2 separate regions of the Homo sapiens genome follow, and region 2 is linked to region 1. The links are chromatin loops, found by intact Hi-C in ENCODE. Cell type or tissue: psoas muscle. All regions are shown on one strand. Each heading gives the region's core, and the rest is flanking DNA. Links, peaks and the distances in the headings are about the cores only.

Region 1 (9,204 bases), core at 841-8,840:
CCAGTTTCCATTTATTTCTGCCACTCTAAAACTAAAGAAATAGGCCAGGCGCGGTGGCTCATGCCTGTAATCCAAGCACTTTCAGAGGCCGAGGTGGGCGGATCATGAGGTTAGGAGACTGACACCAGCCTGGCCAGCATGGTGAAAGCCCGTCTCTACTAAAAATACAAAAATTAGCTGGGTGTGGTGGTGCACCCCTGTAGTCCCAGCTACTCAGGAGGCTGGGGCAGGAGAATCGCTTGAATCTGGAAGGTGGAGGTTGCGGTGACTGAAGATGGCACCACTGTACTCCCGCCTGGATGACAGAGCAAGACTCCATCTCAAAGGAAAAAAAAAAAAAAAACTAAAGAAATAAAACCAAGAGTTTTGGACTTACAAGAGATGAAGCATTTTGTGGACCAGAGAAGTCCTCAGACAAAGCATCCAGAAGGAAGTCTTCACTCATGGGCTGCAAGAACCAGGAAATGTATCAACAAACACCATTGCAATCAGGGCCAAAAGGAAAAGATATCCTCAGAGAAAACTGGTTTGCTTACTGGAAGCTGTTCCTTAGACTCTTTTGGCAGGAGTGGCTTTCCATCTTTATCCTATCCGGGGGGGAAAACACATGGCATGAAATCATTTTACATTTTATCCAAAGTATGAAACCTTGTAAACATTACAAAGGGTCTACAGGTTATACTTGCTGTTGTACATTTTAAATTAGATCCATCATGTCACGAAGGATTCTCTCACCAGAGAATATGCTCTAATTAGTTCATGGCAACAAACAGCTCACAAGCACCAGGCATTCCTGAGTCACGGGGGCTGCACACTGGATGAGGTATGGCTTGTGACCTCAGAAGCCTAGAGACTATCACAGCAGGAAAACGTGAAAGTCAGCATAGTGTGGTATGTGGTGCTGTGACTGGGGTTTGCAGGACAGTGTGGGATAAGCCCTTTACCTACATGGGGGTGGGCTTTGTAGAGGTTGTCTGGAAAATGCTGGTTAACCTTGTAAGCCACACATCTAACTCATATGCAAGGACTACATGCCAAGCCCTGACCTAAGTAAGCATTGGCAATACAACAGAAAATCGCACAAAGGCCTTGCCCTCAGGGAGTTTAACCTGTCAGTGAAACGCTCTGCAACTTATGGTTCAGATTAGGTCAAGCTGTTTATGACTCCAAGTGCCACATTTGAGTAACACGACAAAATGAAGAAAGCATGCGGGGCTCTTTAGTAAAAGGAGATCTATATACTAATAGTAAATCCCATTTATCCACCTACACAAAAATAAGTAAATACAAAGATATACATATATATGAATATTTCACCTGAGAAACTGGTTAAGGTTGGTTTTTGTTTCATTGAAAATGTGAAGTGCAATGGTTTAGAGGTACAAGTTGAGTATCCCTAATCTGAAAATCTGAAAACAATTTAAATGCTCCAAAATTTGAAACTTTTTGAGTGCTGACCTGACAACTCAAAGGAAATGCTCACGGGGGCATTTTGGATTTTCAGACTAGGGCTGCTCAACAGATACGAGGCAAATATTCCAAAATCCAGAAAAGTCTGAAATCTGAAACAGTTCTGGTCCCCAGGCATGTCAGATGAGGGATATTCAACTTGGATCACCTGTTTCCCTCATGACTGACTTTTGCCTTCTGACCATTCTTCAGGTACAGGGGAAAGCTGAACCTGGGCTTGTTCTCCACCATCTCTTAGCTGTAAAGGCAGAAAATTTCCTAAGTGATGCCTGGGACTCTGGGAGCACTTTTGCTCCCTACTCAAACTGAAATCGATTTTCCATCACTGCGTCATTCTGCGTCTGGAAGGGGAGGTTGTGGCCTGCCCTCGGGGAGCCAAATCTCACTGAGGAGACCTGATGGGAACATAGCTGGTGAATACCAACATAGGATTTAAATGAGATGAAGCTAGTGCCTGAAAATGTTATTAATAGGTAACTAATAACGTGTGAGGTAAGTCAGAGGAGGATGAAATGACTACAGAATAAAGTGATCAGGGACTGTGAATCAACTGCTTCCTTAAACACTACTACTAAATTCAGTAAAGGGAGAGAGCAAATCACCAACCAATCACCTATCATGAAGAGAGTTTACCTGCACTTGACCAGCCTCTACTGAATGGGCACTCAGTGGAGACAGAACATGTGGCCCTTAGCATGCTCTCTAGGAACTTTGCAAAGCAATGTACAAATGAGCCCAAATTAATAGAAACGCTATGGCTGCAACTGAATTGTAAAACTCAGGAAGCAAATATAAAGGTTTCCAGAATAATAAACTTTCAATCACGGATAGTTCAGTCTAGTTCCCGTGTCTGCTAAATAAATGGGCTAGTGCACATGGATGAGTGAGAAGCATGAATTTGATTTTCTAGAATTGTTAATGAAGTTTAGTTGAATACTCTTTCAAATCCTGGCCTGCTACAAAGATGACTGACATTGTTCAACTGTCCACGAATCCGCCTCATTTAAGTGACTGCACTTAAACCACAGGACTCATAATGGGGTCTTCCCCCTTGTTGTGTACAATCTGTACTTTCAAAATAGAAGAAATGGGGCAACTTAACACTATACTCAATGTTAAATAGGTTCTCTTATTTTTCCAACTTATATCTGAAAGTTGCAAATTTTTCTTATATAAAGTAATTGTTCCTTATTTTATTTTTTTTCATTTTTTACTTCTTTTTGAGTTAGGGTCTCGCTCTGTCACCCTGGCTGGAGTGCAGTGGTACGATCATGGCTCACTGCAGCCTCTACCTCCTGGGCTCAAGTGATCCTCCCACTTCAGCCTCGCAAGTACCTGGGACTACAGGCACATGCCACCATGCCTAATTTTTTTGATTTTTTTGTAGAGACAGGGTCTCATTATGTTGCCCAGGCTAGTCTTGAACTCCTGGGCTCAAGAGATGCTCCTGCCTTGGCCTTCTAAACTTCTGGGATTATAGGCATGAGCCACCATGCCCGGCCTATTCCTCATTTTAGTTCTCCTATCTACACAAGGTTTTTTAATATTTCTGGTATTGTAACAAGCTGTGGGTTAGAAAGGAAAACATTAGGTAGCTTAGACATTAGATTTCTTTCACTTGAGGATCAAGTCTACTTAGGAATATTTTAGCTTTGTATCTGGTGTTCTAACACTATTAGTAGTAGACTAATACTATTTGGTGTTTGAAATATGAAGAAACAAGATCTTTATATTCCAGTTCTGTTCCCAAGTACCTTTGTTCTGTGTATGAATTCAGTATGAATTAAAATAAAATAGAAAAAGACTCCAGCCTGTTTACCTTGACCTCTTCTAATCTATAATCAGGAGGAATTGTTTCTTCTTTTTCACCAAGCTTTTCACGGTCTTCTTCTTTGGCCTTCTCCTGAGAAAAATTATACCATTTTCATTGTTAGCATGTTTTTTTCTCTCCATAAAATTCATGCCTGAGTGACTAGATTTGAGGTAAACAAATCTATCATTAGGTTAGGAAGTACATATGACCGTATGCTTAGTGCTCCTACAGCAACTTCATCTGGCAGACTCAGGCACCAGCAGAAAGCCTGCTGGGATGCAAGACAGCTGTGAGGAGCAGCAGGCAGCTGCCCCTTCCTTCCCAAGTCCCAGCAATGTCAATGCAGGTGGGCAAAGATGAGACTCAGAGGCCTCCGGTCTGTGCATGTCGACCATCCACTGTGGGGGTTCAACACTGCAGCTTATTCAGGTTTAGCTTATTAAACAGGATATGCACAATAATAGAAAAAGCCAGCTGGTCATGTTTTACAGGAAATATAAAAAACAAAACAAATGACTAACTTATTTGCAGGGGGAGAAGGTGATCAATGATATTTATTTTCCAGAAGCATCTCAGTTGCCATTACCTTGACTTTATCCATCACAGGTTTTCCATCTTCTGGATCTGCTTCCTTTTTCCCCAGGCTATCAGCCAAGGCTTCTACAGCATCATCTGGCACTGTGCCCTTCTGAAAGTGCATTAGTGGATATATTAAGTAGGTGGTTAATCACTCCCTTTAAAACATATGCTATCAATTCAGAAAGGCATATCATTATTTCAGATAAAAGGCACACGCTATCTTTTAATAACTCGAGTTATCAACTGAATTAGAATCTATGTTTAAAAAACAAAACGTTTAACATTCGAGCAAATTTCTTATATTAAACATTGTGTGCAAATTATATGTTGATAATGTGAAACTTACGAGACCTGACCCAGAGTTGGTTTAGAAATAAGAAAGACAATGGACTGAGGTGTATCACAGATAAGTTGCATACCAGGAAAAAAGAAAGACGTGGTCTTTATGGAGATCATTCCATAGACGGCACAGGAAAGATTTTCAGAGAGCCCACAAGAGGCCATTCCTCTCCATTTCCTGTGGGACAGCCTGGCTTGTCTCAGAAGAGGAGGCTCGGAAGCCTGTTTTCTCCACAGGGCTTCTACTGACCAAAGGAGTTTCAGGGCTGGTTCTGATGACTCTGCCTGTGACCAACTAACCTGAATGGCACAGTGAGAACTGTCTACCTGTGGTCCGATTGTTCAAAATGAAATGTACTCCCCCAAATGTAATGAACTCTGGCCATGCTGGTATTTAAAATCACACTGGTGAACACAGAGGACGAATGGTGTCAAGGGAAAATAAAGGGAATCGTCTGTACATTAGTAGGTCATAAGAATCAACTTAATGGTTCATGGCCAGGACTTTTCTTTTTTAATGAAGAGAACAGGACCAGGCACAGTGGCTCACACCTGTAATCCATCACAGCATTTTGGGAGGCCAAGGCAGGAAGATTGTTTGAGCTCAGGAGTTTGAGACCAGCCGGGGCAACACAGTGAGATCCCATCTTTACAAAAAGTTTTTAAAAATTAGCCAGGCATGATGGTGCATGCCTGTAGTCCCATCTCCTCAAGAGGCTGAGGTGGGAGGATTGCTTGACCTCAGGAGGTTGAGGTTGCAGTGAGCCGAGATCATGCCATTGCAGTCCAACCTGGATGACAGAACGAGACTCTGCCTCAAAAAAAAAAAAATGTAAGAGTGTGTGTGTGTGTGTGTGTGTGTGTGTGTATAAAATGCATCATACATAGAAGGGATAAATACTATTCTTTAAACTGTTGCTTCCAGTGTATGGGGATGGGGTTGCAATATCAATGAATTTCCCACTGTTGGTCTTGGTCAAACAAAAATGTAAAAGGCCTTGGGTCAAACAATCTCAGAGTTTAATCTTATTATTAAAATCTCTGACCTCACAATGAGCACCTATTAAAATTTTAGAGTAAAACTGTATTTCTGTTTTATATTTTAGCCATGATTTCAAGTAAGAAAAGCTGTTTTTCTGATAAACTGCACTGCAAAAGGAAAGATCACCAAAGAAAAGTGATTTAGCACCACCTAGTGGCTGAATACTGCATGGGTTTTATTCCCAAGAGCTACCAAAAAAAAAAAAAAAAAAAAAAAAAAAAAAAATCCCTGAGGTTATCCCTGAGGTTTCTAACCTGTTTGGGATTATACCTAAATTAAGTATTAAGTATTAAGAGTTGCAACACTCTAATCAAGGATATCAAGAGTTGCACTGGTACCCAAGTCTTATGCAAGCAATGTGAGTTGCTACATGATTTAAGACACCTGCTCACACTACAATTCTGTTTTCTCATACTCTATGCTACAGAATCTTTGGAAACCACTGCTTCCCCAAACCTGTGCCCTTTGCCAACCTCTTGCTTAAGAAATTACTGAAACAGTTAAAGAAAACCTAGGAGAAGAAGCAGACTTAAGAACAAAGGAATCTGGAAACAGGAGTAAGGACTAAAACTTCTATTTCTGTAGTATTTGATATTATCAAATTCACAACTACAACTCAGGTCTCTGGGTTTCCTTAATAAATTTTCTTTTATACACACAAGAACCACCTAGGGAACGCATTCATCTCCTTCCTCTGGTCTGTCTTCCTTTACTCTCTAATCTTCATGCCTTTCTTGAGTCCTCTGACCTTTATTACACTCTACAGCTATTCTTTCTGGCGTTCGAGGGTGTCACAATCCCAGAAATGCCAACTGCCTCAGTGACAGTAACCTGGGCAACCATGGCCAGAGTTGGTGGGGTTAAGGCCCTGGAAAGGAGGACGGGGAAAGGGAAAACAAGAGCTTTTTGTTTTGTTCTGGTTTGTCTGCTTTCTAACAATCCAATGCTCAGCTCTACAGTCAGGGTAAAGTTGAAAAGGAATTGAGCCCTCTAAAGCCCGGGCAGTCACACTTGGCAGATGAGGCAGGTGGTGCAGGTGCAGGTTTTGGTTACAAGAGTTCTACTGGGGAATGCTGGCTATTGTTGTTTTGACTCCAATCACAGCCTCTTTGCCTGCTTTCTTCACCAGAGTCCTCCTAGAGTCCCTCCTCCTCTCCGGTTCTTTACCACTGTGGCCTAGCACACATGCTGTAAAAAGTACCTGAAGAGTACCCTGAAACCCCAAAAAACTGGGGAGGGCTCATATCCACACTAGTCTTGAAGACAGCTGAGAGCAGGGGCCATATCTTTCATCTCAACTGAGGCTCTGAAATATCAAGTGGATCAAGGTCAACTCAAAGCCTCATTTCCCTTATCTATTACAGGAAGATGATCAGGACAGACTTCATAGTGTCCTTGTGAAAATTTAATGAGAAGACATTGCAAAACATCTAGAGCAATGGCACAGCAGATGATGAAAGGTAGGTGTTCAGAGGGAAGATGTGCTAATTCTGTAGTAATGAAATACAATTGAAATATAATTCCATCAGATGTTATTCCCTGAGTCAAATTCAATCATTAACTAATGGAAAAAAAACACTAAAATCAAAAGGAAACAAAGATTCACCTTCTTAAATATCATACTTCATGTGAAAATTAGAAAGTGAGAGAGAAGCACGAAAAGAAGAAGGAAAGAGAAAGAAATTGAGTCAGTTTCACCTCCTGCAGTGGGAAGAGTGGGGAGGAATCATAATGATTTTACTGCATGTTATTCTACCAGGAAAGTCAGTAAAAAAGTAACTTTGGGCTTTCGGTGGAAATCCATATAGGCTTAAAAGATGCAGAGAAGTGAAAAGGCAGGATTATCCACAATAGCTGAGGAACTAGAATTTCAGAAGAGTAGAGAAAAATACAGTTGGGAGTAATTTAATTAAAAATTTAAATCTTAGTCTGAATTTCTACGACACCCCTGAAGCCCAAAGAAACAACAGATACTATAATGATATCAGATTTTATTTTTAATTTGTCAGGATAAGATAAAATGATGGTAATACACAGCAGAGAGTGACAGGAGGAGGCAGAAAACTTTCTCAAGCCACTGCTCAAATGCCCAGGGAGTCACTCACCAAGGTAGCCGGCTCAGGGGGTGCTGACTGTATACTACACATGGAGGTCCGACACACAGCCTCCGACACAGGAGCTGGAGCAGCGGCCTTAGATTCCTGAGGAAAGACACAAGTACTCTCAATAAGTTTAGAAATATTTGGTTAATAAGACTGAGTAATGGTAGACCAACAAGACACTCCGCTACATTATATGGTGTGAACATGATTCTCTTGAATACCTAAGGATTGCTAAATAGTAAATAAGTCAAAGCATGCTAAAACTCTTCAGCTGCCATTTTTTTCAACTTGGTTTTACTTCTCACCTTAGGCAGGTTACTGAAACTCGTGAAACTGAGTTTCCACATGTGTAAAATGAGAACAATGACAGTATCCACATCTGAAGGGTTGGTAAGAGGCCTATATAAGACAATGCAGGCAAAGTGCTATGCATAGTACCTGGGAACACAGTTAGCTCAATACATTTGAGCAATTATTGCTATTATTTCTATTATTTATTTGTCATTATGTATAACAAATATGCCTATTATGTAATATAGCATTATGTAAAATATTGTATTTATATAAACCTAAGAGCACTTTATATACAGCTATGTAGGAATGGAAGGTAGTAGTAATAAGCCACAAGTTTTGGAAGTGTAATCCCTGAACTAACAGCCTCAGCACCATAAGGGAACCTAGAAATGCGGATTCTTAGACCCCTGCCCCATGTACTAAGAAACTTTGGGGGTAGAGTCTAGCAGCCTGTGTTTAAAAAAAAACTCTCCAGATGATCCTGATGCATGCTAAAGTTTGAGAACCACTGTCCCATCTTATTTTATCACAAGAATAAAGTTTCAAGGCTGGGTGTGGTGGCTCATGCCTGTGATCCCAGCACTTTGGGAGGCCAAGGAGGGTGGATCACTGGAGTCCAGGAGTTTGAATCAGCCTGGGCAACATGGCCAAACCCCAGCTCTGCAGAAAATACAAAAATTAGCCAGGCATGGTGGCATGCACCTGTAGTCTCAGCTACTCAGGAGGCTGAGGCGAGAGAATTGCTTGGGCCTGGAAGATTGAGGCTGGAGTGAGCCAAGACTGTGCCACTACACTCCCAGCTGGGAGAGAGAGTGAGACCCTATCTCAAGAAAAAACAAAACAAAACAAACAAACAAAAAGAACAGAAGCAAACCTTTAAACAAATTGTTTTAAATCTAGACTTTTATGGAAGCCTATCCTATATGCAAGGTGCTCAGCAGATGGTCATTAATAGGATATGATCTCTTCGTTCAAGGAACTTACTACCCATTTAAACTTGGCATAAATGTTAGAGTTAAAGAGGGACTAAAACAGCTAAACTCTTCTTTGTAACAAAGGCTTTAATAGTGATATATAAAAAAAGAACTACAGATCCTCTGCCATGTTGTGTTCTGCTTAATAAAGGTTGGATGGATATAGCTTAGGGAGGGAAAAGCAGCAGATAAAGCCATATTTCAGCAGAGCCTTGAAAAGATGAGTAAGACTTTAGTTGATCTAGCATTAGAAAGAAAGGTCAATCAAGACAGAGGAACCAAGTGAGAAAAGCCAGGGATGCACACATACTTATTGTTCTGTTTACTGACACAGGGACACAGTTTGGTAGGAAAGAAAACTGGGTCAAGAATATGGTAATAGGAACTTTTTTTTGTAGGGATGGGAAACTCCTGGGGATAGAAGCAGAGGAATGACATAACTACAGACATGCTTGAGAAAGAATGAGTCCGGCGGACATGAAGGAGACTGCAGAAAGGCCACTGCAACCCAGAGGGGAGGGGTGGTGACAGTTCCAATCAGGTCAGTTACAGAAGCTGGGATAAGAAGGAAGGCATGGGTTCCAGAGCTTT
Region 2 (9,204 bases), core at 313-8,312, 240 kb before region 1:
TTTGCCATCTCCATTTGCTCTCTTTCCATTTTCTCTTGAGCCATCTTCTAATCATCACTCTACTGTAAGTATTTATTTATTTATTTATTTATTTTGAGATGAAGTCTCACTCTTGTCACCCAGGCTGGAGTGCAGTGGTGCGACCTCCACTCACTACAACCTCCGCCTCCTGGGTTCAAGCGATTCTCCTGCTTCAGCCTCCTGAGTAGCTGGGATTACAGGCACCACCACCACGCCCAGCTAATTTTTGTATTTTTAGTAGAGACGGGGTTTCACCATGTTGGACAGACTGTTCTTGAACTGCTGACCTCAGGTGATCCACCCACCTTGGCCTCCCAAAGTGCTGGGATTACAGGCGTGAGCTACCATGCCCGGCCGGAAGTATTTTTATCAAGGTCACTGGTAAACTTCCTGGTGCCATACAAATGTGAATTCTCAGGCTCATCTTATCAACCTATTGATAGCATTTGATATAACTGATCACCTGCTCCTCCTTGAGAGCTGCAAGACACTACTCTTGATTCTCTCCCTATTCACTGGCCATCCTTCTCGGTCTCGTCTACTGAATCCTCCTCATCTTCCAATGAAGAAAGTGTGTCCTTGCATCTGATCTTTGGACCCCTTTTCTCTATCTAAATTTCCTTCCTAGTTGATCTCCCAACTCCAAGGTTTCCAAATGATCCCCTGATTTATATATCTAATCAGACTTCTTCCCCCTTGAATTTCAGACCCATATCCAACTGCCTGTGTGGTATCTCCATTTGGATATCTAATCCATATCTCATAGTCACTTAGAAATGGAAGTTTCTTCCCCCTTCTTTCCCTAAACCTACTTCTAAAGCAGTCTTCTCCATTTCAGCAAATGGCAACTCCATTTTTCCAGTTGTTCAGGTAAAAATCTTAAAGTTACCCTGACCCCTCTCTCGTATTTCATATCTAATCCATGAACAAATTCTACTGGATCAATCTTTAAAACACACTCCAAGTCCAGTTGTACCTCCATCACCTTCACAACTTCCACCCTTGTCCAGGCTACCATTATCTCGCCACCCATCTATTACAATAACTTCCTAACTAGTCCTCTTTACTCCATGTACTGTTGAAGACTAGAGTGATCTTTTACAAAATAAGCCATATCACGGTACTTTCCTGATCAAATTGCTTTTCGTTTCACTTAGAATAAAATCAAGGTCCTTACTATGGCTTAGCAGACCCTATAATAATCTGGCCTCTTACAGTCCCTCTAACTTCATCTACTACTTTCTCCTCTGCTTACTCTACTTCAGATAACACTGGATCCTTGCTGGTGCTTGAACATGCAAAGCAACCTTTTATCTCAATCTCGTATCTCTCTCAATCTCATATCTCATGTGGGGGTCCCCAAGACCAGTTCCAGGTTTGATGATGCACTAGAAGGATTCACAGAACTCAGCATATAGTCATACTCACTGCTATGATTTATTACGGTGAAAAGATATGAAGTAAAATCAGCTAAGAAAAAAGATGCATGGGACAAAGTCCAGAGGAAACCAGGCACAAACTTCCAAGTCCTCTCCCAGTGAATCATGCAGGATGCACTTAATTCCTCCAGAAAGTTGTGACAGCATGTGTGAAATGCCATCTACCACGGATGATCATCAGAGATTCAGCACCCAGGCTGTTTACTGTGGGCTAGTCACGAAGGTACCTTCTGCCTAGCACATACCAAAACTCCAGACACCCAGAAGGAAATCACATTTTCAGCATAAACTACATTGTTTAGGCACAGTGAGCCACTCTTATGCAATAGTGGGAAATTTCCCAAAACCCAAGTTCCCACATGCCACCCAAGGGCCAACCTTGCAAGCAGGTCTTTCAAAGAATAGCAGTCTCAGGCCTCCTATATTAATTCTTTTCTGCACACAAGCACTATACATTGGTTATTTCTTCTACCTGGAATATTCTTCCCCAAGAAAACCACATTCCTCATGCCTTAGATGGTGTTCAAATGTCACCATACAGGAGGGCTTCTCAACCACATTATATTATAAACACCATTTCCTTTGTCATTCTCATTTCCCTTATCATGCTTTATTTTCATATTAGCACTTATTACTTAACACAATACCTACTTATTCATTCATTTGTATACAGTCAGTCTCTACCTTTGACCCCTGAAATGGAAACTTCACAAAAGAGACAAAGTCCACCTTGTCCCCTGATATAACCCCAGCACCTAGAACAATGGCTGGTATATGGTTAGTATTTGTAAGATTTGCTAAATGAATGAATTCTTGCAAGGCAACCTGCATCAGAATTAGGCTTGATGATTATAAAGACCAAACAGAATATGTCTGCTAAACGTATTTCCCTGCTGGTGCTTACCTTCTTGCACACAATACTGATAAGTTATCTAGTATCCCACTTCTCTTAATTACACAGAATATTTTTGCCAAATTCCCAATTCTGAAACAAGTAGTTACCATGTTGACAGGGGTTGACAATGATATGGAAACTACATATTCAGAAGACACTGAATTCTGGGTTTAGAGGGTTTGGGTCAGTGGCAGACAGAACTCTGTTATGACTCTGTTCTGTTATTATATAATGAACTTAGAGCATTTTAAGCAGGTTTTCAAATCCTGAAATAACTGCTCTAAGTTTGGTATAATAACAGAACCTCAAGTTTTAAATTTTCTTTATTGACAGGTCCACTATGGTCTTCAAAAATCACACCAGTAGCTCTAATTGGAATAGATTTAATATAGCTAACTGAACTCCTGATTTTCTTGTTTGTTAATAGTACCTGTACAATAATTCTTCTTGTCAGTCAGGTTTGAACCTGAAAAACATTTCTGCCTCTTTCTTTACTGGCCTTACCCTGTCACTAATACTTTAAGTACTTTCCCTGCCCAGTATTTTTTATACCCATTGTTTTCTTTCCACCCTTACTAGCACTCCTCATTTCAAACTTTTACCATTTCATGCCTGGACTTTAGCAGCAATTTCCTGACTTTACGTTTCTCCCCACTTAAATCTACTTTATAAACTGAAACCAAAATACTTTTCCTAAATAGTAACTTTAATCAAGTCATTCCTCTGTTCAAAAGTCTTTTCAAGCTTCCTGTTGCATAGGAAAAAAATAATTCCTTATGGTATCCAGAGCCTTCTACAACTGGGCCCCACTCAACTTTCTCTTCTTTTCCCTCTTCACGTGTGGCTTCCACTGTGGTCAAACACTGACTCTCTGAAAAAACATCACTTGCCCATTAGTACTTCATTTTCTTTGCAGACCTCATTGTTCCATTCCTGCCCTACCCTATACTTCACATTCCTCTTTACCTATATTTTAATTATTTAAGCCAACTCAATTCCCATTTACCTCCCAAAAGTTTCTCTTCCTTATCCTAGGCAAAAATTCTGTCCCACTCAGCACATATTACCTCTCTTATTGCTCCACAAGTACCAACCATCTGAACTTTCAGCTACTTGATGACATAGACTGTATCTCACACATTTTGTGTATTTTCTTCTCTATCTTGTCTGACAGCCATAACATTCATCCCTCCCCACAACATAAATGTGAATGACACCGTTATCACTATTCTTCTATTCTCCGACCTATGGTGATCCGAATGGGGTTTAACATTCTGCTTTTTCTTTACCTTGAAACCCAGGGCGTGTGTTTCAGATTCTAAAATCGAATCTTCAATTCTTAAAATCTCTTTTTGCTTACTTGTTTTGGCAGTCCTGACCTGACAGCATACCTCAATTCTGAGTAACACAGCCAAGAGCTTACTTAGGACCTTCTCTGAACATATTCTACCTGTAGATCTGGAGAGTAAACTGACTTTAAAAGATGCATCGCTATAAGATCTGGTTAATTGTCTGGAATACTAGTCATACAACTTAAGTTAGAGTCAGAGAAAGAAAAAAACCCACAAAAAAGTTATGACCAAGATTTATACAGAAGCAAACATTTTATAGTTTACCATTAATACCTGAAAAACATTTAATCTTTAAAATAATCTAAATCACACAGCTTGCTCACATACGAAATTATACGAAATTTTAAACCCACTCCAGCTACCTTTTTGTTCACAGCAATACCTTAAAATAGGAAAGAGAATCAAACATTTCTTCAATTTGTTCTGAAGACTGAACAGATGATGATATTGGATGAGATGAATTTAAGGAATCTTTCTTCATGGTTTTAAATCGAGCATCTAAGAAATCTTCATACTGTCAAAAAATGAAAAGATTAGAATATCACAAGTAGTATCAAATGCAAAAGTATAGTAAATTATTTATGTGAATTAGACTAATTAGTGTGAAATATCATTAGGAAAAAATGACCAGTGTCACTAAACTTCAGGATATAAGCTTTCAAAAATGTAGGAAGATTGTAAACTTCATGAATATTCCTTAAATTTAAAGATACAATTATAACCTGGCCACATTAAAATTAGCATTTCCTAAACAACAGCATATGGGAAAATTAAGAATCTATTACCAAAGTAAACAAATGCCAACTCTGAGTATCCAAGATGAATATTCTAAAAAGGTTAGCATATATTTTTTTAAATGAAACTTGAAATTTAAAAAGAGAAAGAACAAAAACTGGTCCTTACGCTGATTTCTTATATATAGTCTAGAATTTCTACTAAGAAAATATACATTTCCCTTACCTGAGGTCGGTTTTAAATAAAATGTAACTCTTAAACAGAAATAATTCTTTAAGAGCTCAGCAGATGAGCTCCCCTAGAACATGTATTAGACCTTTTTACACATTCTGGGCACCACCAAGTGGTCAAACTGTGTATCTCATTACTTAATTAAGTAGTATACATGGATTTAGAATATCTTTCTTAGTATTCTAGCTACCACTTGATATTAATTAACATCAATTAATTTCCCCTACCACTTGAAATTTTTCAACAAGCCCTATCTAAAATTTCAAATCAAAAGCTCTTAAGAGTACTTCTGTTTTAAAAGCCATCTTGGATTATAACATCAGGAAGTTTAATAGAAAGTCAAAAAATTTGGGGGTTGGAAGGTATCTTTACACTTTCCCACCTATTGTTTGAATTATCTTGACAATATCTGTCATATCATGGCCTAGTGTGTTTGAATATCCCTAAGTACTGGAAATATTTCCCAAGAGTCTAATACCATAGTGACACCACTATTATACTTCTCTGTACTGAAACGGTATTCCTTGTCTTTGGAAAAAGGCATAAAATGTGGTTTGTACCTTAAAAAGGGCAAATTATTTATTTGTACCAAGCTATATATCACTATCACAAGAATGTACACAGTGATAATAGAGAAACAGTATTGCTATAAAATGTTTTAATTTTTTATCTAATTTTTACACAGGATAAAAAAGTTTAAATTTTACACAGGATAAAAAAATTTTAATTAGACTTTGCAACTTTAAATTCCTGCAAGCAGAAGAACTATAGCTGTTTAAAAGAAAATGTTGCAAAACAATTTAAAATGTTCATCTTAATGACAAAAATATAAAATAATCTTATATAATTTCAGTTTTGAATGAAACACATCAGTAAATAATAGCATCCCTTTCATTGTCAAATCTCAAAAGGTATAGATATCAATAACCAAAGTCAAGTTTGGCATACCTTCCTAGAAACATTTTCATTACTCCAGATGCACAGAAAATACATGAAAATGTGATTTGACTATTTTTCCTCCTAGCATTCATAGTAGGCCAAAGAAACCCTGTACTTACACTAGAAAGCTCTTTGAATATTTTTTCCAAAGAGAAATACTCCATGAAAGTGGCAAAACCTTCATTTAGCCATAGGTCATTCCACCACTTCATTGTTACCAGATTGCCAAACCACTGGGGGGAGAGAAAACAATTAACCCACAGGATATTTACAGCCTCAGGAATTTTTTAAATAATTGGCTGAAGTGTCATATTAATTATCTATAACCTGATTACAATATCTTAAAGATATACTGATACTATAGTTAAAACAAACTATATTCAAATTAATTTAGAACTTACAAAAGTTGTATAAATTTACTTTAAAAATAAAATATAATTTTTAATCTTTTACCTTAACTGAATGGGAAACAAGCAAGAAAGGTTATTAGCATATTTATCAATGTAACAAACATGCAATATAGCATGAATATAGGGAAATAAAAACTTTTTTCGGCCACCTCATAAAGTGAGATTTCCAAGATAATGACATTTTTCTACCTTCTAATATCAAGTTAGTAAGATTATTTTCCATTGTATCTACAACCACCCATGACAACTAAAAAGTCTCTATGTGAGAGATTTTCCTGTAATCAGAAAGCCTATACTTTGTTTCTCCTCAGTTGCCCAAATTGAAGACAGTATATGCATGATTCAAAACAGAATTCAAACAACATTCCTTAAGACTAAGTTGACATATACAGGCTGGGCATCGTGGCTTACACCTGTAATCCCAGTGCTTTAGGAGGGCAAGGCAGGAGGATTGCTTAAGGCCAGGAGTTCAAGCCAGCATGGGCAACATAGAGAGACTCTGTCTCTACAAAAAAATTAAGCCAGGCATGGTGATGTATGCCTGTTGGCCTAGCTACTCGGGAGGATGAGGCGGGAGGATCAGTTGAGCCTAAGAGTTCAAAATTGCAGTGAGCTATGATCATGCCACTGCATTCCAGCCTGGGTGACAGAGTGAGATCTTGTTTCTTTAAAAACAAAAAAAAAAAGATGGCATATATAAACAAATGAAGTCAGAAAGAGCTTTAAATATTTTCTTCTATGAGGTAGTAAAAAGAAAAGAAAAAGGAAAAAAATAATAGGAGATTCTCCTTAAAAAATGTATCTAAAAAAATCCTTGAAATGAAAAGTAGTTGTAAAATATGTAATTTGGTCAGTGTGGTCTTGGGCTTATCTCAAATCAGCAGCGAAAGGACGAGGTTACTGCATAAAACAAAACACCTTTGAGAATTACAATAACATTTTTCTAAGATATTATTTTAAAACCTGTTTCAGAGGAAGATGATTTCTAAGTCCTAAAGAGGAAATAACAGAGAAATACTCCCAAATGGTGATGGGTGGCTTCAGAAATAACAGACCTAGAGGAGATCCCCCAAAAGACATCTTATCTATATGACCTATTTTTTTTTGAGATGGAGTTTCACTCTGTTGTCAGGCGGGAGTGCACTGGTGCAAACTCGGCTCACTGCAACATCTGCCTCCTGGGTTCAAGTGATTCTTTTGCCTCGGCCTCCCAAGTAACTAGGATTACAGGCATGCACCACCACGCCCAGCTAATTTTTGTATTTTTAGTAGAGACGGGGTTTCACCATGTTGGCCAGGATGGTCTTGATCTCCTGACCTTGTGATACGCCTGCCTCCGCCTCTCAAAGTGCTGAGATTACAGGCGTGAGCCACTGCATCTGGCCCATGCCCTATTTTTAAAGCAAATGAGAATGTGCTCATATGCCAGCTTGTCATGAAGTCTTCACAAAGGCTAGATTCATATAAGGTGTTTGATGTAGAAAATAAGCTGACCAGAATACATCCTATTCATATCCTGCCACTGTCATGACATCACCCAAACCATACCCAATGCTAGTTAAGCACCTCATCTAGGGCAAAATAGAGACAAGGTGTTAGGGAAGAATGGGGGTGTTATGTACCCATATAATTTTCTTTCTTTCTCTCCATGTCATACAAACAGTACCCTTTGCCATTTTCTCAGAAACCCCCTCTCCAAAATTAACAGAGAACCCCATTCCGGCAGGAGATGAAAAAAAAAAAAAAATCCAGCCCTGACAGCTACAGTTTGAGTTGTCAGAAGGGTGCAACTTAGGGAAAGAGATTCTTCCCCACAAAGTTATACTGGGCAATGGGCATTTGTCATAGGTGATGCAGCTGTGTATTACTGAGGGGGAAAAAGAGATCTTGAAGAGATAGTGGCTCTTCATGGCCCAGTGCTGCCACTTATTAGCTGTATGACTTATGGCAAGCCATTTATTTAAACTGAGTCTCAGTTTTCACATATGTAAAATGTGATTAATACCCACCTTAGAGAAGTTGCGAAGTAAGACAGATGTGAAAATGCTTTAACCTGTAAAGTCAAACATCTGATAGCATTTTCATTTGAAAATGAAGTTTGTGTTTAAAAAGCATCTTTCTATTATAAAAGAAGGCAATGCTTAAAAAAAAAAAGAATTATTAGCATCTAAATGCTAACAATAACTCCAGGACATGAAGTAGACCACAGGTGTGACACAGAACAGCCTTGGTTGCTAATACCTGGTGGGCCAGCTCATGAGCAATGATTTTAGTCACCAGCTTTCTATCCGCCATTGAAGAAGTGTTACTGTCATACAGAAGTGTCTCCTCTCGGAAGGTGAGCAAACCCCAATTTTCCATTGCTCCTGCTTCAAAGTCAGGAATAGCCACCAAATCTGGACATAACAGGAAATAAGTGATCAACTTTCCCTCATCTTAGGCATTTTCTACTCAAAGTATTTTATTCAATGGTTTATCACTGTGAAAGCAATGAATTCTTTTTATACTCACAATAAATGGAATCTTCCTTATTCTAGCTCTGTATGCTCTCTACCCACATGTCAGCTGAGGAAGACCTGTTCAAACCCTTTTAGAGTCACTGTTCCACTGTCCCTTAGTGAAGAAAGAGATGCCTAATTCCTTTACAATCAATCAGCTTCCCAGAGCAAGAAGGACAAAGTTCACGGCCAATACTCTACTCTCTAGGACTAGCTCCATGTTGAACAGCACTGAAATGTTCTTGCTTTCCTGAGCTCCCGTTACTCAGTTTTTATTATTTAAATAGGGTATTTCTTGGAAGTTAGAATTAGTCAAATTGCAGACTAAGCCATAAGCAAATTCCCACTTATACAGCACCTTTTTAGCAGCCCTATAAACTTAAGTGTTTTAAGCTCCAACTTCAGATATATTCATGAAATCTAAATAATCTTAACAAATACAAACAATTTTTAAAGCATTAATAATGGTTTTTGGTTTTCTCTGCAAACAACTTGGGCAGAACCTCTTTCTAAAAAAATTCACAAAATAAATCTAGGTTCTAATTATAACAAAAATCAGACACACTATTTGATTCTTACCCAATTTCTTAAGTGGGTACTGAATTTCAAAGTAGTTTTGAAAAAACTCAAGAAGCTTCACAGTTGTTTCCAAGGCATAATGAACTTGACCAATCTTTTCTGGTA

The links. A loop is a pair of places that touch in the nucleus more often than their neighbours do. Peaks named below come from ENCODE experiments on the same cell type or tissue, not always from the same donor. Only the 100,000 strongest peaks of a DNase experiment are listed, where the experiment ranks them.
Region 2: it touches region 1 in a loop (2.3-fold over the local background); 16 of 110 quality-filtered maps call a loop at or near these places.

The regions. Positions count from the first base shown.
Region 1 is chr5:96,748,827-96,758,030 of GRCh38, reverse strand. CAST (calpastatin) reads right to left here. Exons shown (of 32, transcript NM_001750.7): 20 at 7,349-7,444; 21 at 3,870-3,971; 22 at 3,290-3,373; 23 at 537-587; 24 at 377-448. Among named protein-coding and RNA genes, the nearest start is that of ERAP1, 55 kb to the left of the region's middle. In psoas muscle, for the core only: a CTCF peak has its summit at 5,399 (motif pointing left); no DNase peak of the experiment used is centred there; H3K27ac peaks cover 916 bases.
Region 2 is chr5:96,993,031-97,002,234 of GRCh38, reverse strand. LNPEP (leucyl and cystinyl aminopeptidase) reads right to left here. Exons shown (of 18, transcript NM_005575.3): 5 at 9,100-9,204; 6 at 8,264-8,418; 7 at 5,732-5,845; 8 at 4,090-4,221. Among named protein-coding and RNA genes, the nearest start is that of LNPEP, 62 kb to the right of the region's middle. In psoas muscle, for the core only: a CTCF peak has its summit at 4,776 (motif pointing left); no DNase peak of the experiment used is centred there.